2 separate regions of the Homo sapiens genome follow, and region 2 is linked to region 1. Evidence: read pairs that join two places in POLR2A ChIA-PET (ENCODE). Cell type or tissue: HepG2. All regions are shown on one strand. Each heading gives the region's core, and the rest is flanking DNA. Links, peaks and the distances in the headings are about the cores only.

What was found. ChIA-PET counts read pairs that join two places held together with the same protein. Peaks named below come from ENCODE experiments on the same cell type or tissue, not always from the same donor. Only the 100,000 strongest peaks of a DNase experiment are listed, where the experiment ranks them.
Region 2: POLR2A ChIA-PET joins it to region 1 with 12 read pairs; 2 of 35 experiments call an interaction of 5 or more read pairs at or near these places.

Annotation. Positions count from the first base shown.
Region 1 is chr9:94,155,155-94,159,537 of GRCh38, reverse strand. It overlaps the pseudogene LOC107987099. Among named protein-coding and RNA genes, the nearest start is that of MIRLET7A1HG, 8.9 kb to the left of the region's middle. In HepG2, for the core only: no CTCF peak of the experiment used is centred there; a DNase peak (open chromatin) is centred at 2,357.
Region 2 is chr9:94,324,719-94,329,101 of GRCh38, reverse strand. It overlaps NUTM2F (NUT family member 2F), which reads left to right and starts at 458. Exons shown (of 7, transcript NM_017561.2): 1 at 458-494; 2 at 3,168-3,864. The coding sequence starts at 479. In HepG2, for the core only: no CTCF peak of the experiment used is centred there; no DNase peak of the experiment used is centred there.

The sequences.
Region 1 (4,383 bases), core at 310-4,309:
GCAGCGTGGGCTCTGCTATTTGTCACAGTCCCCATTGAGCCTGCTTCATTCTTACTACAAGCCTGGCCCCTGAAGTCATCTAAATTTGTGTCCTCTGGCCTGGAAGCATGCCTCTTCTTTTGAAATACAGCTCCTGCCCCACTTTAGTTGTGGGGTTGTGGTCTCAGCTGTTAATCACAGTACCTTAACCACAGAGGTGAGTGGGTAACACACACTGGTAAGTCCTATAAGGGGACAGTACCTCAATAAGGCCAGTGTCCCTTCCTGGAAATGTAAACATGGACTGGGAGAAGGAAGTCCTCTTAGCTGCAGATCCCAAGCTGTAATGACATGTGAGAAGAAGTCAGTCCACAGCAGAAAAAGCAAAGCAAGAGTCAAGAAACAGAGTCAAGGCTGGGCGCGGTGGCTCACGCCTGTAATTCCAGCACTTTGGAGGCTGAGGCGGGCGGATCACAAGGTCAGGAGCTTGAGACCAGCCTGGCCAATATGGTGAAACCCCGTCTCTACTAAAAATACAAAAATTAGCCAAGTGTGGTGGCGGGCGCCTGTAGTCCCAGCTACTTGGCAGGCTGAGGCAGGAGAATGAATCGCTTGAACCCAGGAGGCGGAGGTTGCAGTGAGCTGATTGGTGCCACTGCACTCCAGCCTGGGTGACAGAGCAAGACTCTGTCTCAAAAAGAAAAAAGAAAAAGAGACAAAAAACAGAGAAAGAGGTCATGATAGCAGCTGAGTCCCCACATCCAGGCATCCTCAAGGACACTCCATCCCTTCCCCGTTGAGCATCAGAAGCTGTACATTTCCCTCTTTTCTCACCTGGAGCTGGATGGAATTTCTGTCACATGCAACCAGAGATGTTACTAATAAAGTGGTTAGGAGGAGGACTGGCTTGAGAGTAACATCTAGAACCCACATTTCTACCATGCTATTTGCGATTTTCGACAAACTGCTGATCTCCTTTCACCTCAGTTCATCTGTCTGTTCGTTCGGCACTAGGCACTCTAATGCTTACCTCCTCAGGTGGAATGGAGTTCTCATAACGTAATGTATGTAAAGCATTAAACTCAGTGCTTGTCATAATAGACATTCACAAAGTAATTCATAAACACTGAATTTTAAGATAAATGTTTAATAAAAACTAGTGGACTGGAAAGAAGAGTGAGTGAACTTCTGGAGAATTGTAATAGTGGTTTTTTTTTTGAGATAGGATGTCACTGTCACTCAGGCTGGAGTGCAGTGGCACGATCATAGCTCACTGCAGCTTCGAACTCCTAGGCTAAAGCTGTCCTCTCACCTTAGCATCCCAAGTAGCTGGAACTACAGGTGGGGGATACCATGCTTGACCATTTAAAAAAATTTTTTTTTTTGTAGAGACAGGGTCTTCCTGTGTTGCCCAGAATGGTCTCAAGCTCCTGGCCTCAAGTGATCCTCCCGCATTGGCCTCCGAAAGTGCTGAGATTACAGGCGTGAGCCACCGCGGCAGGCCAGCAGTGTTCTTTAAGGTGATGTTTCCAAATCAGTACTGCTTTCAGAGACTTAGGAATATCCTACAAGAAGTCAGGCCTCACCCAGATGGACTTGAATTTGTTTTACGGCTCACTGTTTAAGTAAATATGTGATCCTAAACCAGTTATTTACATTTTTTGACCCTGAGTGTCCACCTATAAGGTGGAGATAATAATTCTCAGCTCTTTTAGTTATTTTGAGAATTAAATTAACTCATTAATATAAAGGGTGCATAGTAGTCTATGGTAAGCATTTAATAAACTGTAGTTAGGACTGTTGTGAAGGAAAAAGAACAAAATCCATGGACAAGAGCTAACCAAGGCTTCATTTCTGTGGAGTCATTGCCGTTGTAATGTCTAGTATTTGAAGCTCAATTGAGCTGAAATTGCACAGTAAGTCATCAGAGCACGATGCTGTTCTGTTCAGTTGTGCCAAGAACTCACCTCCTGCACCACCTCCAGCCCAGCCAAGCTCAGCATCTCCCACTAGTTAAAGCCCTCCTATGTTAGCTTTCAGCAACAAGCTTTTAAAGCAGGTTTCCATTAAAAATGGAAAAAAAAAAAAAACTTTGGATGATTAATTAGCAGCAGAATAACCCAAATCAAGAGAGAGATCACAATGTGGAAAGTTTTTTTTTTTTTTTTCTTTTTAAGAAGTGAAGTCTAGCAACTTTCAAATTACAGGCAAAATGATCAAAGTTTTTGACATTTTGAGGCCAAAATATGACTTTACGCTGTTGATTCCCTAGACTTAAGCCCACTTCCTTGTGTGGAGAACACACCAGTGGAGGAAGTGGAGGAGGAATAACATGGGTCCCCAGGAAGCTTTGCCTCTTTGTTCGGTTTTGGCAGCAAGCCCAACTCTGACTTGCATAAAATCTCCTGGAGCGTTTGTTCCAACAGTTCGCTCTGCGTGGCCCTGCCCATCCTGCAGGCCTCGGGCAGCCTGGCCACGGTGGCCAGCGCCTGGGCTAACTCAGGCAGGACCAAGTCAGCAATATCTATTCCTTTAATGAGCTCTTGAAATTAGTGCCTGATAGACATGTTGTCCTTTTCAGGGACCTGGGGGACCATGCCATCGTGCATGAGCCTCTTCATCTCCGTCCTGAACTTTTTGTCCTTTCTCGCAGAAACTATATCGCATTCTGGTGCTGCTGCAGGAGCCTCAGCATCTGGTGGCAGAGCTGGCGGGGGACTGTGAGGTCCCAGGCCACCCACTGCAGCCTCTCCAACTCGGAGGCATGCTCCAGCTCCTGCTTTGAGGTAACCATGTGGCTGCGGCTGTGGATGCCGCTGATCAGGCAGTTTCCGATGGTTTTGATCATGGTCCTTGTGCTGGTGGTGCTGGTGGACAGGTCTGATGAGCCTCTCTGTGTCCTGCCAAGGGAGCACTAACACACACTTAGGCAAGCCCTGCAGGGAGGCCCTCCAGCCCACAGGTTCTGCTCTGCCCGGGCTTCCACCCTGAGGCAGGGAGGCCCCAGGCCTGGCAGACACTGCTGGTTGCCAGCCCACTACCCGTTTTTCACCACTTTTCTACCCAAAGAACTCTGATTCTTTGGGGGAACCAATGTGGGCAGCTAAAAATACTACATTCATTTCCTGCTTCCCTTGACATTGGGAGTAACCAGGTGTGCAATGGAAGCAGAAGTAGAATCCAGTCAGGTGGGCTTTTAGGAAGCTGCTTAAAAGTGGGCATGTGCCCCTGGGACCAGTCTTGACCCTTCCCTTTCCCTTTGCCGGGATCATGGACAGGATGCCTATATGGGACAGCCATCCTGTGACTACGTGCTGACAAGAGCACCTACCAAATGGCTGAGAGAAAAGGGCTGGAGCATCACGGATCCCAAGCCAGCCAGCCTTGACTTCCTACCTTGGGACATTTCATTAAAGTAAAAAAATAGAACCCCTAATTTTTTAAAGCCACTGCTCATGGACTTCTGCTACAGCCAAATGCAGATCATTGTTGAAAGAATAGCCACATGGAAGAAATCACCTGAATAATTTAGAGGGAAATAAATGAAATCTCAGATGCAACCATTCTAATATTTCTAGAAAAAGTCAAGATCTCATACTCCGGAACTGGTGGTCTTCAGTTCACCCCTAAAGCCCAGCACCAAGCTGGGCACGGCAGCTCACACCTGTAATCCCAACACTTTGAGACCCAAGGCAGGTGGATTGCTTGAGCTCAGGAGTTTGAGGCCAGCCTGGGCAACATGGCACAACCCCATCTCTGCAAAATATGCAAAAATTAGCTGAGCATGGTGGTACATGCCTGCAGTCCCAGCTATTCGGGAGGCTGAGATGGGAGGATCCCTTGAGCCCAGGAGGTCAAGGCTGCAGTGAGCCGTGATTGTGCCACTGCACTCCAGACTGGGTGACACAGCAGGACCCTCTCTCAAAAATAAATAAAAGAAATAAAACCCAGTACCAGCATCACCCCATGATCAGGTCTTTCCAGATGGGGCAGCAAAAAGTAGGGGAAAGCACACCAATGAAGAAGCCACACAGACCCAGGAGAATCTTGGTTCTTGCTAGCTGGGCAGCCTTGGATCTCAGTTTCCTGCCTTCTAAGAAAGGGATCCTGGCCAGGCACAGTGACTTACACCTGTAATCCCAGCACTTTGGGAGGCCGAGGTGGGCGGATCATGAGGTTAGGAGATCGAGACCATCCTGGCTAACACGGTGAAACCCCGTCTCTACTAAAAATACAAAAAATTAGCTGGGCGTGGTGGCGGGCGCCTGTAGTCCCAGCTACTTGGGAGGCTGAGGCAGGAGAATGGCGTGAACCCGGGAGGTGGAGCTTCCGGTGACCTGAGATTGTGCCACTGCACTCCAGCCTGGGAGACAGTGAGACTATGTCTCAAAAAAAAAAATAAAT
Region 2 (4,383 bases), core at 209-4,208, 170 kb before region 1:
GCCCCTGTTGAAATTCATCAAGAGTGGGAAAGAGCCAAAGTGGGAAGGAGCATGGGTTGATTGGCACAAAAGTAGGTCTGTTGATAAAGAATGGAAGTAAAGGGGACATCAGGTAGAAGCTTTTGCTGTGAGTCAGAAGGACAATTTAAAAGTTGCCTAAAGAGGCGCACACTGTCTGTGTTGCTGCCATCCAGTTGGATGGCAACCAACTGAACCAAGGGAACCTCAGGTTCTTGCCTACTGGCCAGAGCCCTTCACAGAATGTCCCCCACCCCCGCCAAGCCCGGCTGCCCACTGCCCCTCCCCCTCTGCAGAATGTCTGGGGTCCTGTGTTCCAAACCTGTTTATATGCAAATTATCCCTGCTCCACTTGGACTCAGGAGGATCTGCTGAGTCAGGTCACTCTCTGGGTCCTGCCCTTGACTTTTTTCATTGCGGAAGCTGCCAGACAGTGGTGGTCAGTGCCCAGCCTGAGGGGATGGCTTCAAATGGAGGTGAGCCTGTAGGGATGGGGCATTATCCGAGTCTGCCTTGCCTCAACTCCTTGGGAATTCAAATTTGAACTGTCCCTGGGGACAGCTTATAGGGCTGATGTTGAGGGAGGGAGCACTGGATGTCCCCAGGGACATCACACCTGGGGATGGCCATGGCACCCTGAGTCTGTGGTTAGGGAGGAGGGCTCCTTAGAGGCGGACCAAGATGCCTGGGGGAATACACCGTGTAGTGGAAAGGATGGAGAGGATGGGTTGATCCTTTCTAGAGGGGGACAGGTCACGTCATTGTGTTTGTAGGGAGTGGTGGGATCGTGTTGTGCTGGTGGCCCAGGGAGAATGACGGGCAAGCCTGAGCCCTGTGCCGTGTCTTCAGGCACCTGGAAGGTGCCCTTCCATAGTGTTTAGAGGGATTTGGACTGGAGTTTTCTAGTTCTTAGAGAGGAGTGGGGAGAAGTGGTCTCAGCCAGAAAACTGTTGGGTGGGTTGGCTGTGACAGAGCATGTAGTGACAGCCTCTGGGTGGGCAAGGCTGGGGGCCACTGCAACTGCCACAGCCCAGAGCCTCTCAGCTTCCTCCCCAGAGATGGCTTCTCCGTCAGTTCAGGTAGCTGTTGGCTTTGATTTAACAGGGGTGGGGGCAGAATGGGGAAGTTCAGGCAACACAGGGCCTGGGTTTCCTGAGTTGTTCTGAATTGTTTGCCCTTTGGTGGAAGCTCAGGTCTTCAGACCCACTTCCTCTCGTCAGCTAGCTCATGGCCCGTCCTCTGTACTTTGTGTTACTGTGGAGGTGAAGAATTTGCTCCTGTTCCATTTATACTACCTCATGAACGGGCGACAGGTGTGGATTCTTGCTGGTTCTCAGTGGAAGGCTCTGAAAAGGCTGGTTTCCTTTTCAGTAGAGGAAGGAGAGTAGCGCACAAATAGGAAGACAGTCCTATTATTATTATTATTCAAACTAGGATGTGTGTCCTGACTGATGAGGTGCATGTGCTGTATCCCTTATTCCCCTTGGCTAGAGACTGCATGAGGTCCTAGTGAACAGGGATGAGTTCCAGACAACTCTGCCTCACCTGGCCTGTGGCCCAAGAACCCCTGGTTCTTCGTTGGTCCCTATGTTCAGTTACTGGGAGCTCAAAGGAGAAGGACCAGAGATGGGCTCCCTGTCCCACTATTTAGTGTAACATGACTAGCAGCTGTGAAAATCCCTGGCCGGGCGCGGTGGCTCACGCCTGTAATCCCAGCACTTTGGGAGACCAAGGCATGTGGATCACGAGGTCAGGAGTTCAAGACCAGCCTGACCAATATGGTGAAACCCCGTCTCTACTAAAAATACAAAAATTGGCTGGGCATGGTGGCGGGCGCCTGTAATCCCAGCTACTCAGGAGGCTGAGGCAGGAGAAGTGCTTGAACCTGGGAGGCAGAGGTTGCAGTGAGCTGAGATCGCACCACTGCACTCCAGCCTGGGTGACAGAGCGAGACTCCGTCTCAAAAAAAAAAAAAAAGAAAAAAAAGAAAATCCCTAGACACCTCCCCTGATAGCCCTGCTGCTCACCATTTGCTGGCTGTGTTCTAGTCATGTGCAGCTGTTGCTGGCTACACAATGACAATATCTCAGGGGACTCCACCACTGCTTCTCAGATCTGCTCCCTGGGAACTGAGCTTCCTGAGTGGCAGCTGGGACCACTGAGCACTGAGGAATGGGTGGCCTGAATCTGACCCCTATTTAACACTTGTGTGGGTGGTGCCAGGACAATCACTTGCATGCTGGGCGTGATGTGTTATGGGTTATCTTCAGGGTTCCTAGGGCACTGGCTTGGGTGAGTTTCCATCCAGTGGTTTTCTTTTTTTTTTTTTTTTTTTTTTTTGAGACGGAGTCTCGCTCTGTCACCCGGGCTGGAATGAAGTGGCACGATCTCGGCTCACTGCAGCCTCTGCCTCCTCGGTTCAAGCAATTCTCCTGTCTCAGCCTCCTGAGTAGCTGGGATTACAGGCACGCACCATCAGCTAATTTTTGTATTTTAGTAGAGACGGGGTTTCACCACGTTGGCCAGACTGGTCTTCAACTCCTGACCTCAGGTGATCCACCCGCCTGGGCCTCCCAAAGCGCTGGGATGACAGGCATGAACCAGCACGCCCGGCCTATCCAGTGGTTTTCTTTTGTTGTGTTGAGCTAGGAAAGAAAGGGGTTTACAAGAGCTTCAGGGAAAGGAAGACTGAAGAGGAGATGGGGCCATAATATTCGGAAACTTCTGGTTTCCTGTCGGCCTTCTGAATGCCGAGCACTGCCCTGGGGTAGGCCCCTCACCTGCTGCTGAGCACACTGAGAGCCACCAAGCCACCGAGAGACTCATCCCTGACCCATGGCTTGGGAGATGCCTGTGAGGCTGGTGCAGTCTGCCAGGGACACCCGAGGGAGACCCTCAGAGACAGCAAAGGCTTGGCTGTTTCTTCTTGGCAGACAAGGGTCAGGGAGTCTTGGTGACTGGCGCCAGGCTCTCTAGTGGAGCGACTCTGCCGTGGAGGAACAGAGCATCTGATGCACACTCAGGGACACTTGCAAGCTGCAGAGTTTCCCTGTCACATGCCCTCAGCTGTTGGGACTCCCCTGATTCCCCAGTGACTAGTGTGGACCTGGAGACGCCAGCTCATTCACCTCTTTCCTTTGTCTCCACAGCATACCCAGTGCTGGGACCCGGCGTGACCGTGAACCCTGGCACCTCCCTGTCTGTGTTCACGGCTCTGCCCTTTGCCACACCCGCTCCCGGCCCAGCACACAGGCCGCCCCTCGTGACTGCAGTGGTTCCTCCAGCCGGCCCTCTGGTGCTCTCTGCCTTCCCCAGCACCCCTCTAGTGGCAGGACAGGATGGCCGCGGCCCGAGTGGGGCCGGGGCTTCCAACGTCTTTGTCCAGATGAGGACAGAAGTGGGGCCTGTGAAGCCCCCTCAGGCACAGACCTTGATCCTAACTCAGGCCCCCCTCGTCTGGCAGGCTCCAGGCACCCTCTGTGGAGGTGTCATGTGTCCACCTCCCCTACTCCTGGCAGCTGCTCCTGGGGTGCCCGTTACCTCTGCCCAGGTGGTTGGGGGCACCCAGGCCTGTGAGGGAGGCTGGTCCCATGGCCTTCCTCTTCCACCACCACCACCGGCTGCCCAGGTGGCCCCCATCGTGTCCCCAGGGAACGCTAGGCCATGGCCACAAGGGGCTCATGGAGAGGGCAGCCTGGCTCCCTCCCAGGCCAAGGCCCGGCCGGACGACTCCTGTAAACCCAAGAGTGTCTATGAGAACTTCCGACTCTGGCAGCACTACAAGCCCCTGGCCCGGAGGCACCTTCCCCAGAGTCCTGACACTGAAGCGCTTTCCTGCTTCCTCATGTGAGTGTCCTCGGGGCGCCGGAGCTTGTCCTGCAGCTCACTCATAAAGAGGCTGCTGGATGGACAGGAGGTCACACTGTTCAGGGGAGCTTGCAGGGCGGTTGTGAGGGTGATGGGTTGTGCTATGGGAAGGTACGTTTTCAGCAACATTAATCTGGCTGCGGCTCAGGACAGACTGTCAGGGGCCTCACGTCAACTGCCTGTCACTGTCCCGTGAGTCCAGCCAATCCTTAATTTTTTTTTTTTTTTTGAGATGGACTTTCACTCTTGTTGCCCAGGCTGGAGTGCAATGGCGCGATCTCAGCTCATCACAACCTCCGCCTCCCGGGTTCAAGTGATTCTGCTGCCTCAGCTTCCTGAGTAGTTGGGATTACAGGCATGTGCCACCATGCCTGGCCAATTTTGTATTCGTAGAGATGGGGTTTCTCCATGTTGGTCAGGCTGGTCTTGAACTCCCGACCTCAGGTGATCTGCCCGCCTCAGCCTCTCAAAGTGCTGAGATTACAGGCATGAGCCATC